2 separate regions of the Homo sapiens genome follow, and region 2 is linked to region 1. A link is an interaction called in ENCODE POLR2A ChIA-PET data of the cell type or tissue named here. Cell type or tissue: OCI-LY7. All regions are shown on one strand. Each heading gives the region's core, and the rest is flanking DNA. Links, peaks and the distances in the headings are about the cores only.

The links. Peaks named below come from ENCODE experiments on the same cell type or tissue, not always from the same donor. Only the 100,000 strongest peaks of a DNase experiment are listed, where the experiment ranks them.
Region 2: POLR2A ChIA-PET joins it to region 1 with 8 read pairs; 1 of 35 experiments calls an interaction of 5 or more read pairs at or near these places.

What each region holds. Positions count from the first base shown.
Region 1 is chr7:28,158,846-28,164,216 of GRCh38, reverse strand. All of the region lies in intron 1 of JAZF1 (JAZF zinc finger 1), which reads left to right. Among named protein-coding and RNA genes, the nearest start is that of JAZF1-AS1, 19 kb to the left of the region's middle. In OCI-LY7, for the core only: no CTCF peak of the experiment used is centred there; DNase peaks (open chromatin) are centred at 2,026, 2,716 and 4,156; H3K4me3 peaks cover 2,292 bases; H3K27ac peaks cover 4,236 bases.
Region 2 is chr7:27,146,355-27,151,701 of GRCh38, reverse strand. The region is part of intron 1 of HOXA3 (homeobox A3); the gene reads left to right. HOXA6 (homeobox A6) reads left to right here and starts at 3,928. Exons shown (of 2, transcript NM_024014.4): 1 at 3,928-4,394. The coding sequence starts at 3,953. HOXA-AS3 (HOXA cluster antisense RNA 3) reads right to left here. Exons shown (of 3, transcript NR_038832.1): 2 at 21-127. In OCI-LY7, for the core only: CTCF peaks have their summits at 544 and 750; a DNase peak (open chromatin) is centred at 691; H3K4me3 peaks cover 3,677 bases.

The DNA.
Region 1 (5,371 bases), core at 205-5,204:
TTTGGCTGATTGAGGCTGGGTTCAGCTGGGTGGCTCTGTGTTAGGCTGCTGGTCAGCTAATCTGCTGTGGGTTGGGCTCACATCTGGTCACAGATGTTCCTTCTGGGAACCAGGCTGAAGGGGCAGCAGCTAGTAGGGACATGGTTTTCTCATGGTGGACTACTAGAGCTCAAGTGTCAAGCCAAACCACAGAAGCTTATTTAAGGCCTCTATTCACATCATGCACATAACATTCTTTTTGCCAAATTAAGTAATATGGCCAAGGCCAGAATTATTAGGTCAAGGAAGTATGTTTCTTTTGAGGAGGGAGAGCTGTGAGTGAACAGTAATCCAATCTATTATGGATGCATTTTATCAGAAATAGGAAGAGTCCAAAAGGATTTTGATGTTTAGTACAGAGATAAAAATTTTCTCCTAAAGTGACCACGGTACTCTTTAAACAGGAGGTTGCTGTCCCTACGACATCCCAGAGGGCTTGGGACGCATATGTTGTAACTCCCCATGGAGGAGTTAATAAGCATTTCAGGCAGGGAAATTGGGACTTGAAGGGGAGAAAAAGCAATTAAATGATTTCTCCTTGGCCACAAAGAATAGGGGAACCTGCTTGTTTGGTTAGGGATGACCCCTTTTTATTACAAGGTTCCTTAAGAACCTAAAGGCTTTAATTTGGGTTGCCCAGTCTTCTGTACTTGTGTTCTCAATTCCTGAGCTGCTTGGCCAGGCTGAGAAGGTTAAGGGATGCTTCCTGTGATGCCCTCCCCTAGCATAGAGAGCTTTAAGAATTTTGGGGTGCTTTGCCACTTGTTCCTGTGCCCCTTCTCTTCCCCAGTTCCAAGTCGATGTCATGGAGGATGGAAAAGGACAGCCCAGCCAGTTGGGAACCTCTTTTTCCCTTTCTCCCACTGTATATCACACCTTCTTGTGGCTGAGAGAGCTGTCTCTGATGTCAGTTGTCCCAGGTTCTGGTTGGACTGCTGTGTGACCTTGGGCAACTTACTAAGGTATGATTTTTCCATGTGCAAACTGAGGAATAGGATATTTGCCATATAAGGCTGATGTGTGAGGGGCACATGTTAAACATTTAATGACCATGAGCTGATAATGCTTTTGTTATTATCTGGTATAACAAGCACAACAGGCAGCATTCTATTATTGTTATTCCAGTATCTTCCTGTTTCTCCTCACTAAATTGTGGGCCTCCAGAAGACATGATCCATGGCTCTGCATCTCATCTGCAATGGCACTAAGTTTATGACGCAGGAACTTAAACTGATAGCCACTGAATCGTATTCAGATGTTTCCTCTACCATGAAGTCTTAAGCTCCAAGGACCAGATTAGATTATTCCTAAAAACAGATTTAGTCCTCCTTTTTTCACTTGCATATTTTGCCTGAAATAAAGACTCCTGAAGCCATAGGAATGTAAAGGCTTTGAGTTAGTTTCATGCTTTACCTTTCATCAGACGTTTTATACACCCAAGGAAGCCCCTGGTGTCTTTATATCAGAAGAGTTGCAAAAAGCATGGAGACTAATTTTCATGGTGTGTCTGCAAGACTTAAAGGGTATTTAAAGAATATATCCTTCTAATATTCTTCTAACACCTGTCCTTTTACTTGTCTGTCAGGTTGTGACCATGATCTTACCATTTAGCTTGTTGACAGGTATTGTAAATGTTTCAGCTTAAGTCACTGATCCCAAGGAGCGGTCACTCTAGGACAAAAAGTTCAGCTGTTGTAACAAATAGGCCCAACCTTACATGAACTAAAGGCTCAAGAAGTTTGTCTCTCTTTCACATAAGGTAGAAGCTGGATTCTCTGGGGCCTGAGGATGAAACTTTGTGTTCCTGTAGAGGGAAAGGAAAAGAGTATGGAGGAGTACACATACAATATGTATGGCCTAGGCTATTAGTGATAACTTCTTATTTCCACTTTTATTGCATTAGTGAGAACTTAATTGCATGGCTACATGGAACTGCAAAGGCACTGGGGCATGTATCCTCAGCATGGCCTAGCTATAATTCTATTACTGTAGAGGAAAGGAAGGCCTGATTTGGGTAGACAGTTAGCAAGTTCCTGCCTTGGACCAAATAAGTGAGCCTGCTGTTAAGAACTTTGCCTTTCCTTTGAATAGGTAACATATAGCCTAATGGTTTAATGGAGAGAGTAGATGGTTATAATGACAATTAATAGCAATTACAATTTATTGTGCTGCAACTAAGTACTAGGGACTACAAAACACAATTGAATGCATTTTCTCATTTGACCCTCTCGGAAAGGCTGCAAAGGAGGTACTATATATTATTTGGATTTTGTAGGCGAAGACACTGAGCCTTAAGGAGAGTAAGTAATCCCCTCAAGATCACACAGTCAGGCCTGCTTGACTCCAAAGCCTTCACCATACTGCCATGCGAATGGTGAGATTCTTGGGGAATAAAGGATAATCATATACTGCTTCTAAGTCTGGTTTTTATAGCTAGTTAGCAGCAAAGGCTGTCAGGGAAAGCAGTGGGTTCATTGGAAATATTCAAGCAGAGGCTGTATAACCATCTGGCAGGGAAGCCCCAGAGGGACTTATTGCTTTTCACTTTGCCATGGGGACCTCCATGATTCTCTGTGAAGATCACATGCAGTTTCTGAAAGTCACTCCTGACACTCATTCCTGTGACAGCAGCAAAGCCCCCATTAGCACATGTTCTGTACTTCCTTAATAACAAGGAGGCACCTGGTAACGTAGAGTGCAAGAGGGCCAGTAGTTGAAACTGGAGTTCTCTGTGACCTTGACTAGTCACTTCAACCTGTAGCCTCCATTTCTTGGGGAATAAAATGTGTGCTTTGGGCTTAATCACTGGTTTTCTAGGAGTGTTCTTGGGGCTCTAGGGTTTCTGTAGGACTTCCTAGTAGTTTTCATCCTCTACCTACAGGGCTTTTGAGTAGACTTTTTTTTTTTTTTTTTTTTTTTTAGATTAAAGGATTTTTCAAGTTAAAAAAAGTAAAAACCAAAAGGCTGGTTATAATGATAATGGCTAATATTTGTTGAATGCCTGAATTGTGCTACATATTATTATTGTTTCGACAGCCTTACATGAATTAATTCATCTATGGGGTGCATCTATTATTATTCCCAATTTACAAACGAGGAAGCTGAGCTACAGAGTGCTTAAATAATCTGTTCATTGTCACTTACTAGAACATAACCAGAGTTCAGACTTAGACGTTGAGATCCACAGCTACATTCTAATGCAGGAATGGATGATTTCTGAGGTTTCTTTCAGGTCAAAAAATGCTGTGGTTCTATACCTAATAGCTCAAGAACTTTTCTCTCCAACCAAACCAAAAACAAACTTCCAAATGATTTACTACCTCCTTCTTGACAATTAGAAGCTGAATGCAAGCCATAAAGGTCCATATCTTGCTGATAATTTTAGAAAGCCTGTAATCTTTTCATGATCACCTGATGCAGCATGAGGTACTGTCATGCTGAAGTTTCTGACTATGGAGCTGTTTCGATAAATATATCGTGACCTTCCTAAAACACAGCTGGTGGAGATCATAAGTGGGGCCACCTTCTGATGAGATGGTTTTGGTATGCAAGGAATGGCCTCCTGGGATGGAACTAAAACGATGTTTTGTGGCTGACAATGCTGCGAGGGCATCTGAGAATCTTAGAGTTTGCAGCAGAAGGAACCTTTGAGGACATCTCACCCAACAGCCTCCCTTCACAAAACAAGCCTCGCCTACCGTGTGCCAGGCCCTTCTGTAAGTGCTGGGGGTGCAGCCACAAGCAAAGCCCTTGCCCTCATGGAGCCTACATTCTAGATGGGGGACACAGGTAGACAACAAAGAAACAAAAGTATGTCATATTAGGTAGTGGTAAGGGCTGGAAAGAAAGGTAGAACAGGGTGAGGGGAGAGAGTGACAGCGGAGTTCTGCCTGGGTTATGCTATATTTGGGGTGTTTATGCAAATTCACGTTTCTCAACTCTTTTTTCACTATGTACCCCCATATCCTGGAGCCTTTTTTGACATTTTTTTCCTATTCCCATCCCTCCTCATGAGATTTTAATACCACAGATAAACTGTGCATCTGTTGATGTCCTATATGTAATCTGTGCTTTACACTTAGAGTGAGATTCCGTACCCCACCCAGAACCGATTTTCACCACCTGGAGGGCAGTATCACCCCATCATTCTGTTAAGTTCTGCTTTTTTGCTATTATAAGCAAATCAAACTCATGAAGTAGCCATTTTTAAACTATCACAATCTAACCTAAAACAACTTTTTAATTCAAAGCACTTTATTTCGTAATTATGGTTTCGCTTATAAGGGGTATCAGGGCTTGGGTGAATATTTTAAAAAATTGTTCAGGCACCAGGAGTGAAGTATGAGAATCTAGACTCCCCGTTTTTATGCAGTCTACAGTATAATAGGCTATGTGTACACCAGGAAGAATGAACTTTACTAGGTAAAACTGATTCTTCCTGCAGTTGGTAAGGAGGCTGAAGACTGCGACTGAAGCCCCATCTCCCAGTGCTGCAGCCTCCTCCTGGGCCTCCCTGCCTCTACTTTCTCCACCACCCTAGAGCTCGTCCTCCACAGCGGCAAGAGTGATCCTTCAAAATGTCAATCATGTCAAGCCACTGTGCTGACAAGGCTCTCCATTCCAACAAAAGAAAACCCAGACACCTTCCCAGGGCTTACGGTCTCAACACCTCCTGCCCACGCCCCCTCGAAGGTCCCACCTCCCGCCTTCCTCTCTGCTCCTGTGCTGCACCCACTCACGGTCCTCCTCTCCTGAGTTGGCCAGTGTTGTTCATGTCTCAAGATCTTTGCTCTTGTTTCTTCTGCTTGGGTTTCTCTTTAGATTTTAAAAAATTTGTTATATTAAAAATGAATTTAATTTTTAGAATAATTTTAGACTTACTGAAAAGTTGCAAAAGTAGTACAGGGAGTTCCCATCAACCCCACTCCCAGTTACTTCCCTGGGTTTTCCTATGAATATCCCCTCAGCATCTAAGTCTCATCTATTCGGAGGCTTTCTCTCTCCATGTCAGCTGAGTTAGGAGCCCACCTTCCTGCCTATTTTGCTATTGCATTACCCCGTTATGTCTTTTCATAAAACTTTCCTCTATCGAAATTGTCTTTATGTATTTGTTTGTTCAGCGTCTCTCTCCCCTCATCAGCTTGTGAGCTCCTTAAGGGCAGGGACTCAAAGCCAAGTGCACTGCAGTTCCCAGGGCCCAGGACAGTGGCTGGCACATAGGATGTTCTGACCTACTGACTGGCTTTCAGTCAGGGAAGGCTGGTCCAAGGCCTAAAGCCATGAGTGGAGAGCCAAAATGAGCAGCTCATTTTCTTGACATTCATTCAAATGC
Region 2 (5,347 bases), core at 1-5,000, 1.0 Mb after region 1:
GGGGAAACAGAAAAACTTACTAATTCAGCCAGAGTTCTCCGCTCGTTGCCGGCTTCCCTTCGCCCGGTTTTTCGATGAGAGAGGTGTCTGAAGCGCTGGGAGGGGGAATAGGTGCGTGGGTGGAATTCTGTGTTGGAGGAGAGGATGGGATTAATTGGGTGTTACTTGGTGGGAAGTTTCGGTGCAGAGGACATAATGCTGTTAGCGCGCGTGGCAGGGTCCCGCAGCTAAGGTTGAAGGAAGGACGCAAACCGAGTCTGGGCGATAGGGGGACCCCCCAATCCACCTTGGCGCAACGGACTGGCGACCGCACTCCCCACCTTCCGCGAGCGGGGAGAGGATGGTGGAGCTGCCCGGGAGGAAGCGCAGAGCGTGCTGCTGGCGGTGGCTTTGCGTAGCGCGGTGGCTCGAACTGTAGCTCGGCCTAAGTGCACATCAGACCAGATTTGCCCCGAGAACTCCTCGGACAGCGACAAGAAAAGAGTCCGAGGTTCTTTTTGTTTGTTTTTTGTTTGGGTTGTTGTTTCCCCAACTTGAGACAATATCTTGGTATGGATTCGATAAATAGGAAGGGGCTGTGGATGTTTAGGACGTTAGCCCGTGCTCTGCGTGCGCTCGGGGCGGATAAAGCGGCGCATTTGCATCCTAGGTCCGCCGCCTTCCTGACTGCGGCTGCCGCGGGCCGATTATTTATTGCGACCGTGCTGGCGCTCGCTGCTGCCACGCCGTGGCCGTCGCCGGGACCGGCGCCAGCTGCAGCCCGCCTCTTGCAGCCTGGCGCGACTGCTGTACTGGCCCCTCAGAGATTTCCCAGCAAGCAGGGTAGAGGGGGACGCAAGGGGACCTGGGGGGCGATCACCCAGAGCCTATATGGCCGGGAAATCTCCCCGCCTCGGCTACCCCTGACCGGAGCTGGACGCCGTTATAGACTCGGGTCCTCCCCCACCCCCACTCCAGCACCATGGAGACTGGTTGCACAGGCCGCCTGGCACGTCATGGCTGCTTCTGTCCAAACTGCGCGTCCCAAGGCGTTCTGGGGGCGCACGCTGGTTCAGGGAACACTCTGGCTTTGGGATTCTGCAATCGGAGAGACTACCTGTAGTCCTGAGGCCTGTAGGCCTGGCTGCTCTGAGGAGGATTGGCTATGGCAAAGAAGGACGGCTTTGGCTCCAGGAGAGGGCTGTGAAGGGCAGAGGCCGCACCTGTGTGCTTTGGGCTCTGGTCTGGGCTAGCGAGCTGGCTGGACCGAGGTGGCCTTCAAGGTCCCACACCTACATACTCCCAGACCACCCTCCAGGCTGGCAGAGGTGGAGCTGTTCAATGGGCAGCCCAGGGCAAGGGCAGACAGTGGGGCCCAGCTCGCCGTCCTGCCCCCCTTGGAGAGAAACTGAAAGGTAAGTCGCTTTCTGCGTGGCTTTGGCAGGGAGGAGAGAGAGCCCTGGGGTGGCCATTCTCACCATCGCAGGAGAGGCCCTTTGGAGGGTCTGGGGTGCCTATTCTTGCCGGAATAGCCCTCTCTCTCTAGAGAGAGAGAGAGAGAGAGAATATCTGGTTGGAGAAATGATATGCACTAGCCTTGGCTAACATGTAAAGATTCCAATGTAATATATGTTTTTCCATCTTAGTGCCTATAGAAGCTAGAAATATAATGTTTTCTGGTTCTTAGCTGAGAAATCAAATTCTCTTGTTAGCTGGAACAATAATTAGATCGAGAATCCTGGTCAAGGCATGACAAATAATAATAATAGTAAATTGACACTGACCCACCACTATGTGGGACATGGCGGAATGAAAAGGAAATCATAAATGTAAACATTGATTGTCATCTCCAAACGGTTGTTTTCATTTTAAATAATAACTTGCTTAAAATCACTGTTGTCTGATAATTTTGTTTAAGAAAAAAATAACACAAACATGTTTTTCTTCAAACAGCTATTTTTAAAAGTCCCTTTTAATTTTTTGACTCGAGTTTTCATTTTCACCTATTGAATTCTTTCCCTGAAGTAATGTGTGGGAAATGCCCAATTCTATCCTCTCATTCGAGGCCCTGCTTTATATGCAAAGTAAACCCTTTCCAGGACGGATCGACTGGGGAACAGGCATCCGGCTTCCAGGGGTAGCCCCCGTTGCCGGGCTAGCAGCCGCCTTCCAGGAGTGCCTCTTGGGCTCTTCGGAGGTCGACCTTAGGCCAGTCCTTTCCCAATTTTTTCCCTTTGTGGGAGGAGAGTTCAGGAAAAAAATTGAAAAGCAAGGAAGAGACTAAGTCATTACTAGATTCCTACTGGAACACTGCCAATTGCCACCTCCCCACTAAGTCCTGAACCGGGTGAGCCTGCATTGGCCAGGGTTTTACAGATCTTGTAAACAGTCTCCAGAAATCCATCCAAATCACGTAAATAGTCTTTCTTCAACCTCCACAGAATTGAGGATTTTAAAGCTAATTCAAGGGGTTTTACAAGCCCAACAAACACAGTTGTAAAAATGCCATTGGGCTGCTATCACATTTTACAAAACGAGATTGATCCATGTGTTGTAAAAGTCAACTATCTCGAAGGCACACCTCTCAGGCAAGAGTGAGCAGCTCAGGACAGGCTTTTAATGTCCTGTCTGGGGACCGCCAGGCCTGGGACAGCAGTGAAAGCAATTCAGGATTTCTGGAGCCGGTGAGACTATTCCCGGTTCCGGAGCGACTGAGGGGCGGCAGCCCTCCCTGCGGTCCCAGGAAGGGCAGTAAAGAGGGCGGCCCCAGGACAGTGCCGGTTGTCGGGCGCCCCGGAAACCGAGCCCATCAATTATCCCGCGGCCTTGGGCCCTGCAGAGCTGCCCTCTGTGCCCAGCTTGGCCAGGGCCTCTGCGTCTTCTGTGCCTCTGGAATGTGGACAGAGAGATTCCACATCTGGATTTTTATCTGCCTCAGCTCTGAGCGGTTCTCGCAGTGGATGCTGAGTCCCCAGGCGCTAGGCAGGGGAGCAGGTCCCTCGGCTGTCTTAGGAGCCCAGTCTCACGGCCACTGCTCTGTCGGTCCTTTCTTGTTGAAACCAGTGGTTTCTGGCCTTTCAATTCCCTGGGTTCAAAGGTGGGATGGGGACGCCCAGCTGGAAGGAGTGCTTTGACACCAGGCAGGCGCGGGCCATTGAGCCCCTTGGGACTCAAACAGGATGTGTATGTGGGAGGAGGGAATGGGTGGGAAGAACCTACGTTTGGCTGAGTCCTGGTCAGCTCGAGGTGATCCTTCAGCTCTGGGCTGCAAGGCCCAGGCCCCTGGTGCTAGCGGAGAAGGAGAGAATGAGGGAGTTCACCGATTCCTAAGGCGCACGAGTGAAGAGCATAGAGTGAAGGCCTGGTTTCTCATGGCCCTTGCTCCAGCTCAAGAACTCGCACCCACGAATAGGGGAGCGCTAGGGGAGGGGCAACTCTGGGCCGTGCCTGGAGTGCAGGCCGGCAGGGAGCAAAGCCACCTTTGTCACTGCCCCTCCTGGAGCAGGACCTTCAGGTTTCCTGTTTGGAGGAGGAGGGGCGGGGAACCCGCAAAATTCAATAAAGCAAAAAGGGGAGGAGGAAGGAGGGGACCTGGCGGGGCCTTTGAGGCGGCCCAAGCATTAGTGTCCCTACTCTGGCCTGATCTGCTCGCCACTGAAAGGGCCGTGCCCGCCGCTGGCGTTCGGGAAGAGAGCCGGGCCGGCTAGCTGTGCGCGCCCATTAATCTGCCGGGCGGGCGGCGGGCGGGCGGGCTGGGGGCTGTTTGTAACTTTGCTGCCTCGGTCGCCGCGGTCCCCGGGGAGCGGGCTCCGGCGTTCGCTCCCATTGGCCGCCGCCGCGTCAGCTGGTGCGATTTGCTGCTGTCGCTTTTGGCGTTCGGCCATCCAGAAACAAACCAGTTCGATGACTACTAATAGTTATAGCCAGATGTACTAATACACAACAAATCACAGTCCTGCAGAGGGGCGCGCAAATGAGTTCCTATTTTGTGAATCCCACTTTCCCCGGGAGCCTTCCCAGCGGCCAGGACTCCTTCTTGGGCCAGCTGCCCCTCTACCAGGCTGGCTATGACGCGCTGAGGCCCTTCCCGGCCTCGTACGGGGCGTCGAGTCTCCCGGACAAGACGTACACCTCACCTTGTTTCTACCAACAGTCCAACTCGGTCCTGGCCTGCAACCGGGCGTCCTACGAGTACGGGGCCTCGTGTTTCTATTCTGATAAGGACCTCAGTGGCGCCTCGCCCTCGGGCAGTGGCAAGCAGAGGGGCCCCGGGGACTACCTGCACTTTTCTCCCGAGCAGCAGTACAAACCCGACAGCAGCAGCGGGCAGGGCAAAGCACTCCATGACGAAGGCGCCGACCGGAAGTACACGAGCCCGGTTTACCCTTGGATGCAGCGGATGAACTCCTGCGCGGGTAAGACATATCCCAAGACAGTGGAGGGAGAGGGGAAAGGAGGCAGGAAAAGAAAGAAAGAAGGAGGAAACAGAGTAGAAAGAGGAATAGAGAGAAAGAAAGGATGAAAGAACCAGCAAAGTTTCTTTGGCTTCTTAAAAGAGAAGAAAAAATCAGTTCCCAATGGGGCTATCAGGCCATGGCAGAGGAAGGGCAAGGCCCCAGTGTCCATGTAAGCTGACACCTTAGGGGAGGATGGGGGCACTGGCACGTATATGAGACCTGTGACAGGGACAGCCTGAAGAGAGAGAGAGGCTGGTGGGGAGGGACAGCCTGTCCATGCACCCTGAGTACCCTGCTCAGCTTCCCAAGCCAGAGGGCCTTTTGCACTGCGTCACTGATAAATACCCTTTGCTTCCCAACCCCCTCTCCTTTCTGCCCTTCAGAAACCCGTACAGAGAGGTGGCCATTTGGCCTCTTCCAGTGTCTCCCCAAAGCCTTGGAGGGCCACAGCCCCAGACTCAGGATTTTTTTCTCTCTCCTCCCTCATCTCCCCCGGCTTCTACTCAACTGCCCACTCTTAGCCAACTTCTGCCCTCTTCTGAGCCCATGCCTGAGCTTCATACACCTGTCTTGGAGGGACCCCCCACCACCCTTGGGGAACTTTGGCACCAGATCAGACAGCCCAACACAATCCTACATTGCCAGAAATCCTAGACTACCTATAGCTCCATCTCTTAGCCTCTGGTTTCCAAGGACTCCACAGGGAATCCCAAAGACTCCTAGGAATTCCCTAGGACAGAGCCTAATGCGGATTGTTAAAATTATAATGTTTTCCATTAACATCCACTTTATCCTTGGGGGAGTTCTGCATTTCTCAGAAGGGTCATATAATTTGGGAGAATGTGTAAAGATTCAAGAGGGCTGACCATTTTTAACTCTTCAAAAAATGTGTTGAGTTCCGACATGGCTGG